Regions from separate parts of the Homo sapiens genome. Here region 2 is linked to region 1. The links are chromatin contacts, found by Hi-C or POLR2A ChIA-PET in ENCODE. All regions are on one chromosome and are shown on one strand. Each heading gives the region's core, a stretch centred on a gene start or an enhancer-like site at or near the end of the contact. The rest is flanking DNA. Distances are from core to core; before and after follow the strand shown.

Evidence for each region. A loop is a pair of places that touch in the nucleus more often than their neighbours do. ChIA-PET counts read pairs that join two places held with the same protein, here RNA polymerase II (POLR2A). Pooled maps may share reads with other maps.
Region 2: a loop to region 1 is called in a pooled map, with 4 times the contacts of the local background. The contact joins two enhancer-like sites. A Hi-C loop is called at or near these places in 6 of 168 maps with a recorded cell type or tissue (B cell, Right ventricle myocardium inferior, ascending aorta and 3 more), 4 of 37 single-sample maps with no recorded cell type and 11 of 50 pooled maps. POLR2A ChIA-PET finds 5 or more read pairs at or near these places in 9 of 52 experiments (BJ, CD4-positive, alpha-beta T cell, Caco-2 and 6 more).

What each region holds. Positions count from the first base shown.
Region 1 is chr20:50,544,480-50,548,462 of GRCh38, forward strand. All of the region lies in intron 1 of PTPN1 (protein tyrosine phosphatase non-receptor type 1), which reads left to right. Among named protein-coding and RNA genes, the nearest start is that of PTPN1, 36 kb to the left of the region's middle. Within about 2 kb of position 2,417, at least 5 of the 41 ENCODE cell types and tissues checked have a DNase peak (open chromatin) inside an H3K27ac peak, as active enhancers do; they include B cell, where a contact is called at or near this core.
Region 2 is chr20:50,580,124-50,584,581 of GRCh38, forward strand. PTPN1 (protein tyrosine phosphatase non-receptor type 1) reads left to right here. Exons shown (of 10, transcript NM_002827.4): 9 at 1,142-1,337; 10 at 2,569-4,458. The coding sequence ends at 2,592. Among named protein-coding and RNA genes, the nearest start is that of MIR645, 3.4 kb to the right of the region's middle. Within about 2 kb of position 2,513, at least 4 of the 41 ENCODE cell types and tissues checked have a DNase peak (open chromatin) inside an H3K27ac peak, as active enhancers do; they include B cell, where a contact is called at or near this core.

The sequences.
Region 1 (3,983 bases), core at 1,167-3,666:
TAAGTTGGAAAAGTGATTTCCAATAAAGATAAAGAGTTGATGGTTTTAAAATACGTAAAGAGCTTATATGAATGAGAAAAACACTAACATTCCAAAAGATTAGAAGGCAAAGGACAGAAAGAAACAAATCACTATGTCTGGGAAGGGACATGAAGGAGCAGGTTCCCACTGGGCCAGCGGGGCTCAAACCCACTGGGGACGTCCGAGAGACTGCAAGGGCCATGCCTTCACATTGCCGTACCTGAGAAGCAAGGAGCTGGGGTATTTATCTCTTTCACACTTTGGGAGGCTGAGGTGGGCGGATCACCTGAGGTCAGGAGTTCGAGACTAGCCTGGCCAACACAGTGAAACCCCGTCTCTACTAAAACTAGAAATAATTAGCTGGGTGTGGTGGCACACACCTGTAATCCCAGCTACTTGGAAGGCTGAGGCATGAGAATTGCTTGAGCCCAGGAGGTAGAGGCTGCAGTGAGCATAAATTGCACCACTGCACTCCAGCCTGGGTGAAACTCTGTCTCAAAAAGTAATAATAATCATGATAAATAAAATAACATTAGATTGTTAGCAGAAGTAGCCACAGGTTTCTCCCACCTCTCTGCAAGTTGCTGAGTGTGATTCCCATCAAGAGGTACAATGTCTTTTTATTTTTATTTTATTTATTTTATTTATATTGCCTATGTTGTCTAGGCTGGTTCCAAACTCCTGAGCTCAAGTGATCCTTCTACGTCAGCCCCCCAAAGTGTTGGGATTACAGGCATCAGCCACTGCACCTGGCCCAGATACTTTTTCTTGAGTAGGAATTTCGAGTCACCCTGAACATTGCATGCCTTCGTAGTGGGGAAGACAATAGGAAACCACAGGCTGTAGGCTAAAATGGGTTGTGTTTCTTGTAACGTCATGACAAGGCATAACCCATCTTGGCATAGTAAATAGTAAGCACTCACTGAACTGATGATTTTAAATCTTTGCTGTTTATTCAGCAATATCCTAAATTAGCGCTATGTTAGTGGAGTTGCATCTCCCTCATGGATTAGTCTGAAAAAGATGAGAAATCTGTATGTAGACCAAGTTATCCTTAAACTGCTCATAATGTATGATGCACGTGGTTTTACGTGTACAGCCTGGTACCATTGTTCTTAGGCACATTTCAGTGCCAGAACTCTTAATACCCAGGAAGAAGCAAAAAGAAAGATGGAGGTGCAGCTAGAGGTTGTGGCCTTTGAACGATTCATTCTGCCTTAATAAGAGTGGTCTGGCTGAGCTCGGTGGCTCACACCTGTAATCCCAGCACTTTGGGAGGCCAAGGCAGGCAGATCGCTTGAGCCCAGGAGTTCAAGACCAGCCCAGGCAGCATAGCGAGACCCCCCCTCCCCCCGTCTCTACAAAAAAATAGAAACAATGAGCCAGGCATGGTGGAACGTAGTGCGTGGTGCCTGTAGTCTCAGCTACCCAGTTGGCTGAGGTGGGAGGATCACCTGAGCCCTAGAAGTCGAGGCTTCAGTGAGCCCTTATTGTGCCACTGCACTCCACTCTAGGTGACAGAGCGAGACAGGTCCTGTCTCGAAAAGAAAGAAGAAGAATTAAAAAAAGTGATTAGATCCCTTGTGTTTGGGACACTTGTTGGCAGCAGGGATGGTAGCGTTTATGAGGGTTGCATGTAACATCGCCTAGCTCAGACATCTGTTTGACTGTCTTCCCCCCTGAAGCGCAGGCTCTGTGAGGGCAGGTCTTTTGTCTTTCTTGTTAATCTTCATATGCTTAGTGCTTGCCACATAGTTGATGCTCAGTCGATATTTGGATGAATTGAAGGGATTAATGCATTGAATCTGAACCTTGCTTTCTTAATGCATATGGGGAGTTCTTTGGAAAGCCACACAGAGGAGCTTGGTTGCCTGCTTCCTCTCTTCCCCAGATTGTCTTTTTATTGTTGTGGCTTCACTGAAGCACTCTCACTTCAAATAATTTTGGGCATTGGTCGTATTTTATTCTTTGTTCCTTCTTCATCCTTACCCCTCAGATGGTATGTAGAAAAGTACACTACATCTAGAAAGTACTTTATAAACTCATTTGGTTGATAATAATACATATGCCTTTTCCTTGGTCCTGGTAGCAGAATCTTGTGCCACTCTTGGAATACAAACGAAATTCTTAACCAAAGCCAGTTTCATTTTGATGTTCTATTTTCCTCCCATTCACACTCCAAATTGTGCACCAAAGTATCATCCTAGTTTTGTGAGGATGGTTCTCCATACTTCAGGGTAGGAGTATCATGTGGATTCCTATGATACCTTTCTCCCTGGGACCATGGAGGGCAGCAGCTGGTGATTGATAGTCTGATTCCCGGTGAGGAAAGCTGTGAGCCTTCCACTTGCAGATGTCTGCCAACTACATGTGTCCTTAGTCAACTGTACCACTGTCCTCCGGCAAACAGCAGAAGCCCAGGGCCTGAAGTTCTTAAGCTGTCATTATGGAAAGCAGAAGGTAAACAAAACAGAAGTGAAAGTAGATTTAATTTTTTAGACTGTTCTCTTACAGGAATGGTTTTGTGGTTCTCAGCATTTTAAAAAAAATAGTGGTTCCAATATGTTTTATTGACATCAATTACTGTAAGTCTGATTCATTTTCTGCCTATTGATTTCTACCCAAGGTGAAATTCATGACATTTAACAGAAAGCATAAGTGATTTTTTAAAAGCAGACACTATTAGGGACGGTAAAAATAAGATTTAAAGTCGGGACACTTGAAAAAGCAATTTTTATACCTTTGGTAACGATTCTATTCTGATTCTTTGTATAAATAATATAAACAAAGGCTCTAGAAGCTTACTATAATGAAGTTGGTGTGCTGTTTCTAAATTCTGGTTTAAGGCCCAAATTCATTTTATCTGCATTAACTTTTTTTTTTTTGAGAGTCTCGCTCTGTCACCCAGGCTAGAGTGCAATGGTATGATCTCGGCTCACTGCAACCTCTGCCTCCCGGGTTCAAGCGATTCTCCTGCCTCAGCCTCCCGAGTAGCTGGGATTATAGGTGTGCGCCACCACGCCCGGCTAATTTTTGTATTTTTAGTAGAGACGGGGTTTCACTATGCTGGTCAGGCTGGTCTCAAACTCCTGACCTTGTGATCCGCCTGCCTCGGCCTCCCAAAGTGCTGGGATTACAGGCGTGAGCCACTGCACCCGGCCGTGTTAAAATTTTTCAGTGGTAGACCACTATGTCAATATGTTGCTTTCACTGACAACAGTATTTTCTTAAAGATAGGATACCCCATTTCTAGATGAATCTCATTCTAGCTGGAAAATAATTTTTCAGTTCTGAAACTACATCAGGCCTCAGGGAATCAAAACTAGCTATTAGCCACACACATATAAAGTGGCTTTGCTTTATAAACGATTTAGGGTCACCATCAATGACAATGGTCCCTTTTTATTGTATTTTTAAGAGTTTCTTATCTTAAATGGCTGCATAACTGTAGAGTTTTAAAAAAATTAAGTAAATGACCATGTTAATGCTCTATTAAGCTTCCAAACAATATTGTAATTTACTTTGAAGATTTTTTTTTATTCTCAACATCCTGCAGCTTGACCGTTTGCCTCCGTGTCTCAGTGCTGCTTATTTTGAGGTGTGGACTGGAGTCCATCTGTCCCCCTTGCCTCTGAACTGCTCCGTTTTGTGTTTCGTAATTCTTCATGCTGCATCCTGGGCGCATTTCTCTGTAGTAGCTTTCAATTTGCTCATGCTTTGACTGGGCTTAGTCTAGCGTTTATCCTATCTCTTAAGGTTTTTTAAAAAATTTTCATGATTATTCATTTATTTCCAGGATTTCTCATTTCTTCAGTCACATCTCCTTGTTCTGGTTTTACTTCTTCCTGTTTTTATTCATAACATCTTTTTTATACACGATTCCTTCATGTATTTCTAATCTTAAGTATATTTAATTGCTTATTTGATTCTTTTTTTTTTTTATTGAGACAGGGTCTTACTCT
Region 2 (4,458 bases), core at 1,263-3,762, 36 kb after region 1:
CGCAGGACATGAGCCACTTCTGTGGGCTTCTAGTGCCACCTTGTGGTGCTTGTTGGAATGAGGGGCTCGGAGCCACCGAGTAGGGTTTTTCTGCCCCCCCTGACGACAGCGCCCTCCCCCAGGTTTCCGGACAGTCCTGAAATGTGATGTCCAGGCTTGAGTGCCCTCAGTCCCCACAGTGGTCCTTTGGGGAATGTAACCTTTTTTATGTGGTCTTGATTAAATCCCATTTTACTTCCTTGCAGGTTAACAACCATTATTGAGTACCTATTGATATGTGTGGTGTACTGAGTTAACTAGAACATGTCCCCTGGTCTGTGTTCTAGACCATCTTGCTGGGAAAAAGGCAGACCCAAAGCATATTTTGGTGGGGGCCCATGGACAGTGATGTGATAGAGGTGTCCGCTGAGGTGGTCAGGGAAGGCTGCTTGCAGTAGGTGGCCGTGCACGGAAAGTTTGCAGAATGAGCAGGTGTTAGTTCCAGCTGGAGATGACTGCCGGCTGTGCCCTTGGTACCTGCTTTCTGGAGGGAAGTTTTAAGACGTGTGCATACTTGACCCAGCAGTTGTATACATGGAGAAATTTACTTTGCAGCAACTCTCAAAACAAGCGTGTAAAGATGTGTATAGGTAGTTGTGTTTGTTGTGGCATTGTTTGTAGTAGTGAAAAATTAGAGACAGGCCAATGATATAACCAGGGACCTGATCAATTATGTTCTCTCCCGGTGTTGGGATATTCTGTAGCTCTTAAAGAATGAGATCTGGGTGTACTGATGTGGCCAGACATTGCAATTGCAGTACATGAGAAGGCAAATCATACAGTAGTGTGTACACCAGTGAGTCCTCCAGCCAGATAAATCCTCACAGTGACCAGTCGCCCAGGCACCTTGTGAACCCTACCCTGGGTGTGGGTGCTATCTGAAGTACCTGGGGGAGGGGGTGACAAGTGGACTTCAGGCTGATGTGGGCCCTGGCCTGGCCCTCCCTCCAAGCAGAGGGGGCTGGCTCGCTGGAAGGTTAACATCATCCAACTCTGTCTACACGTGGCTTGTTTTTTCCTAGAATTCCTGCCACAATAGCAGCATCCTTGCCATTCATTTTCTCCAAAGTGAGTAACCCATCTCTGCCCTCTGATTCCTCAGCATGAGTCAAGACACTGAAGTTAGAAGTCGGGTCGTGGGGGGAAGTCTTCGAGGTGCCCAGGCTGCCTCCCCAGCCAAAGGGGAGCCGTCACTGCCCGAGAAGGACGAGGACCATGCACTGAGTTACTGGAAGCCCTTCCTGGTCAACATGTGCGTGGCTACGGTCCTCACGGCCGGCGCTTACCTCTGCTACAGGGTATGTTTCCACTGACAGACGCGCTGGCGAGATGCTCGTGTGCAGAGAGCACTGGCCGCTAGCCCGATGGTAGGATTCAGTTCTGTGGTGCATCTGAGCCAGTCTCAGAAGAAACAGATCAAAGGTTTTTAAAGTCTGGAACTGTGGAAGGGCTAACAAGAGAATTAAGGATCGATGCACTGGGGTTTTAAGGAGCCCTCTGGTCCCAAGAATATAAGAGTCTAATCTCAGGGCCTTAACCTATTCAGGAGTAAGTAGAGAAAATGCCAAATACGTCTGTTTCTCTCTCTCTTTTTTTTTTTATTCCTTTGTTTTTGGAAAAAAATAGAGTTACAACACATTGTTGTTTTTAACCTTTATAAAAAGCAGCTTTTTGTTATTTCTGGAACAAAAAAAAACAAAGTAGGCACTTATGAAACTTTCTCATACCCTTAGGTGATGTAATCAGCCATATAATTTATATTTGATTTCCCAGGGAAGGAATCCCAAACTTTTACGAATGTAAACTCCCTTGGAGAAGAGGGTTAGGACGCTGTTGCGCTCAAGCCCCCCTCAGCTGTGTGCACACTGAGCCAGGACAGGGTCTTTGAGCTTTCCCACTATAAGAAGAACAGCAACAAAAGGCCGTCTAGAAAAACAGAACCTGCCTCTGCTTCTGCTCAGGGTGTCCCCGCTGGGTTTCCATTGTCCTTTCTCCATTGCTCCCTCCTGTGACAGCCATCTTGCTCATGTACCAGCCCTCATCACCCCATCCCCATAAATGGGTGTCCTCGAGGCCTCTGCCTGGGGGTCAGAGGTCACCACAGGGTGGCCATTGGCATGTCAACCCGCTGTTAATTCAGAGAAGTGGGCTCCACCTCATTGGGAGAAGTGCCATTTCAGCAGAAATTCACACGTTAGACGTGTGTTGCTGTTAAGTAAGGGGAAGAGAGAGGACTAGCCTCAGAGCTCTGGCCATGGAAATGACCTCCTAAGACTTTTTCGTGGTTTTAAATATTTTACCTCTTTCCAGGTGGCATCTGAGTACATCAGATGGTTTTGCAAAATGCAAACAATTTTTTCCTTGGGGATGATTTTTGGGGAGAGGGGGCTACTGTAAAAAATAAAACCAAAACCCCCTTTGCTCCCTCGGAGGTTGAAGTTGCCGGGGGGTGTGGCCGGGGTCATGCATGAGGCGACAGCTCTGCAGGTGCGGGTCTGGGCTCATCTGAACTGTTTGGTTTCATTCCAGTTCCTGTTCAACAGCAACACATAGCCTGACCCTCCTCCACTCCACCTCCACCCACTGTCCGCCTCTGCCCGCAGAGCCCACGCCCGACTAGCAGGCATGCCGCGGTAGGTAAGGGCCGCCGGACCGCGTAGAGAGCCGGGCCCCGGACGGACGTTGGTTCTGCACTAAAACCCATCTTCCCCGGATGTGTGTCTCACCCCTCATCCTTTTACTTTTTGCCCCTTCCACTTTGAGTACCAAATCCACAAGCCATTTTTTGAGGAGAGTGAAAGAGAGTACCATGCTGGCGGCGCAGAGGGAAGGGGCCTACACCCGTCTTGGGGCTCGCCCCACCCAGGGCTCCCTCCTGGAGCATCCCAGGCGGGCGGCACGCCAACAGCCCCCCCCTTGAATCTGCAGGGAGCAACTCTCCACTCCATATTTATTTAAACAATTTTTTCCCCAAAGGCATCCATAGTGCACTAGCATTTTCTTGAACCAATAATGTATTAAAATTTTTTGATGTCAGCCTTGCATCAAGGGCTTTATCAAAAAGTACAATAATAAATCCTCAGGTAGTACTGGGAATGGAAGGCTTTGCCATGGGCCTGCTGCGTCAGACCAGTACTGGGAAGGAGGACGGTTGTAAGCAGTTGTTATTTAGTGATATTGTGGGTAACGTGAGAAGATAGAACAATGCTATAATATATAATGAACACGTGGGTATTTAATAAGAAACATGATGTGAGATTACTTTGTCCCGCTTATTCTCCTCCCTGTTATCTGCTAGATCTAGTTCTCAATCACTGCTCCCCCGTGTGTATTAGAATGCATGTAAGGTCTTCTTGTGTCCTGATGAAAAATATGTGCTTGAAATGAGAAACTTTGATCTCTGCTTACTAATGTGCCCCATGTCCAAGTCCAACCTGCCTGTGCATGACCTGATCATTACATGGCTGTGGTTCCTAAGCCTGTTGCTGAAGTCATTGTCGCTCAGCAATAGGGTGCAGTTTTCCAGGAATAGGCATTTGCCTAATTCCTGGCATGACACTCTAGTGACTTCCTGGTGAGGCCCAGCCTGTCCTGGTACAGCAGGGTCTTGCTGTAACTCAGACATTCCAAGGGTATGGGAAGCCATATTCACACCTCACGCTCTGGACATGATTTAGGGAAGCAGGGACACCCCCCGCCCCCCACCTTTGGGATCAGCCTCCGCCATTCCAAGTCAACACTCTTCTTGAGCAGACCGTGATTTGGAAGAGAGGCACCTGCTGGAAACCACACTTCTTGAAACAGCCTGGGTGACGGTCCTTTAGGCAGCCTGCCGCCGTCTCTGTCCCGGTTCACCTTGCCGAGAGAGGCGCGTCTGCCCCACCCTCAAACCCTGTGGGGCCTGATGGTGCTCACGACTCTTCCTGCAAAGGGAACTGAAGACCTCCACATTAAGTGGCTTTTTAACATGAAAAACACGGCAGCTGTAGCTCCCGAGCTACTCTCTTGCCAGCATTTTCACATTTTGCCTTTCTCGTGGTAGAAGCCAGTACAGAGAAATTCTGTGGTGGGAACATTCGAGGTGTCACCCTGCAGAGCTATGGTGAGGTGTGGATAAGGCTTAGGTGCCAGGCTGTAAGCATTCTGAGCTGGGCTTGTTGTTTTTAAGTCCTGTATATGTATGTAGTAGTTTGGGTGTGTATATATAGTAGCATTTCAAAATGGACGTACTGGTTTAACCTCCTATCCTTGGAGAGCAGCTGGCTCTCCACCTTGTTACACATTATGTTAGAGAGGTAGCGAGCTGCTCTGCTATATGCCTTAAGCCAATATTTACTCATCAGGTCATTATTTTTTACAATGGCCATGGAATAAACCATTTTTACAAAAATAAAAACAAAAAAAGCAAGGTGTTTTGGT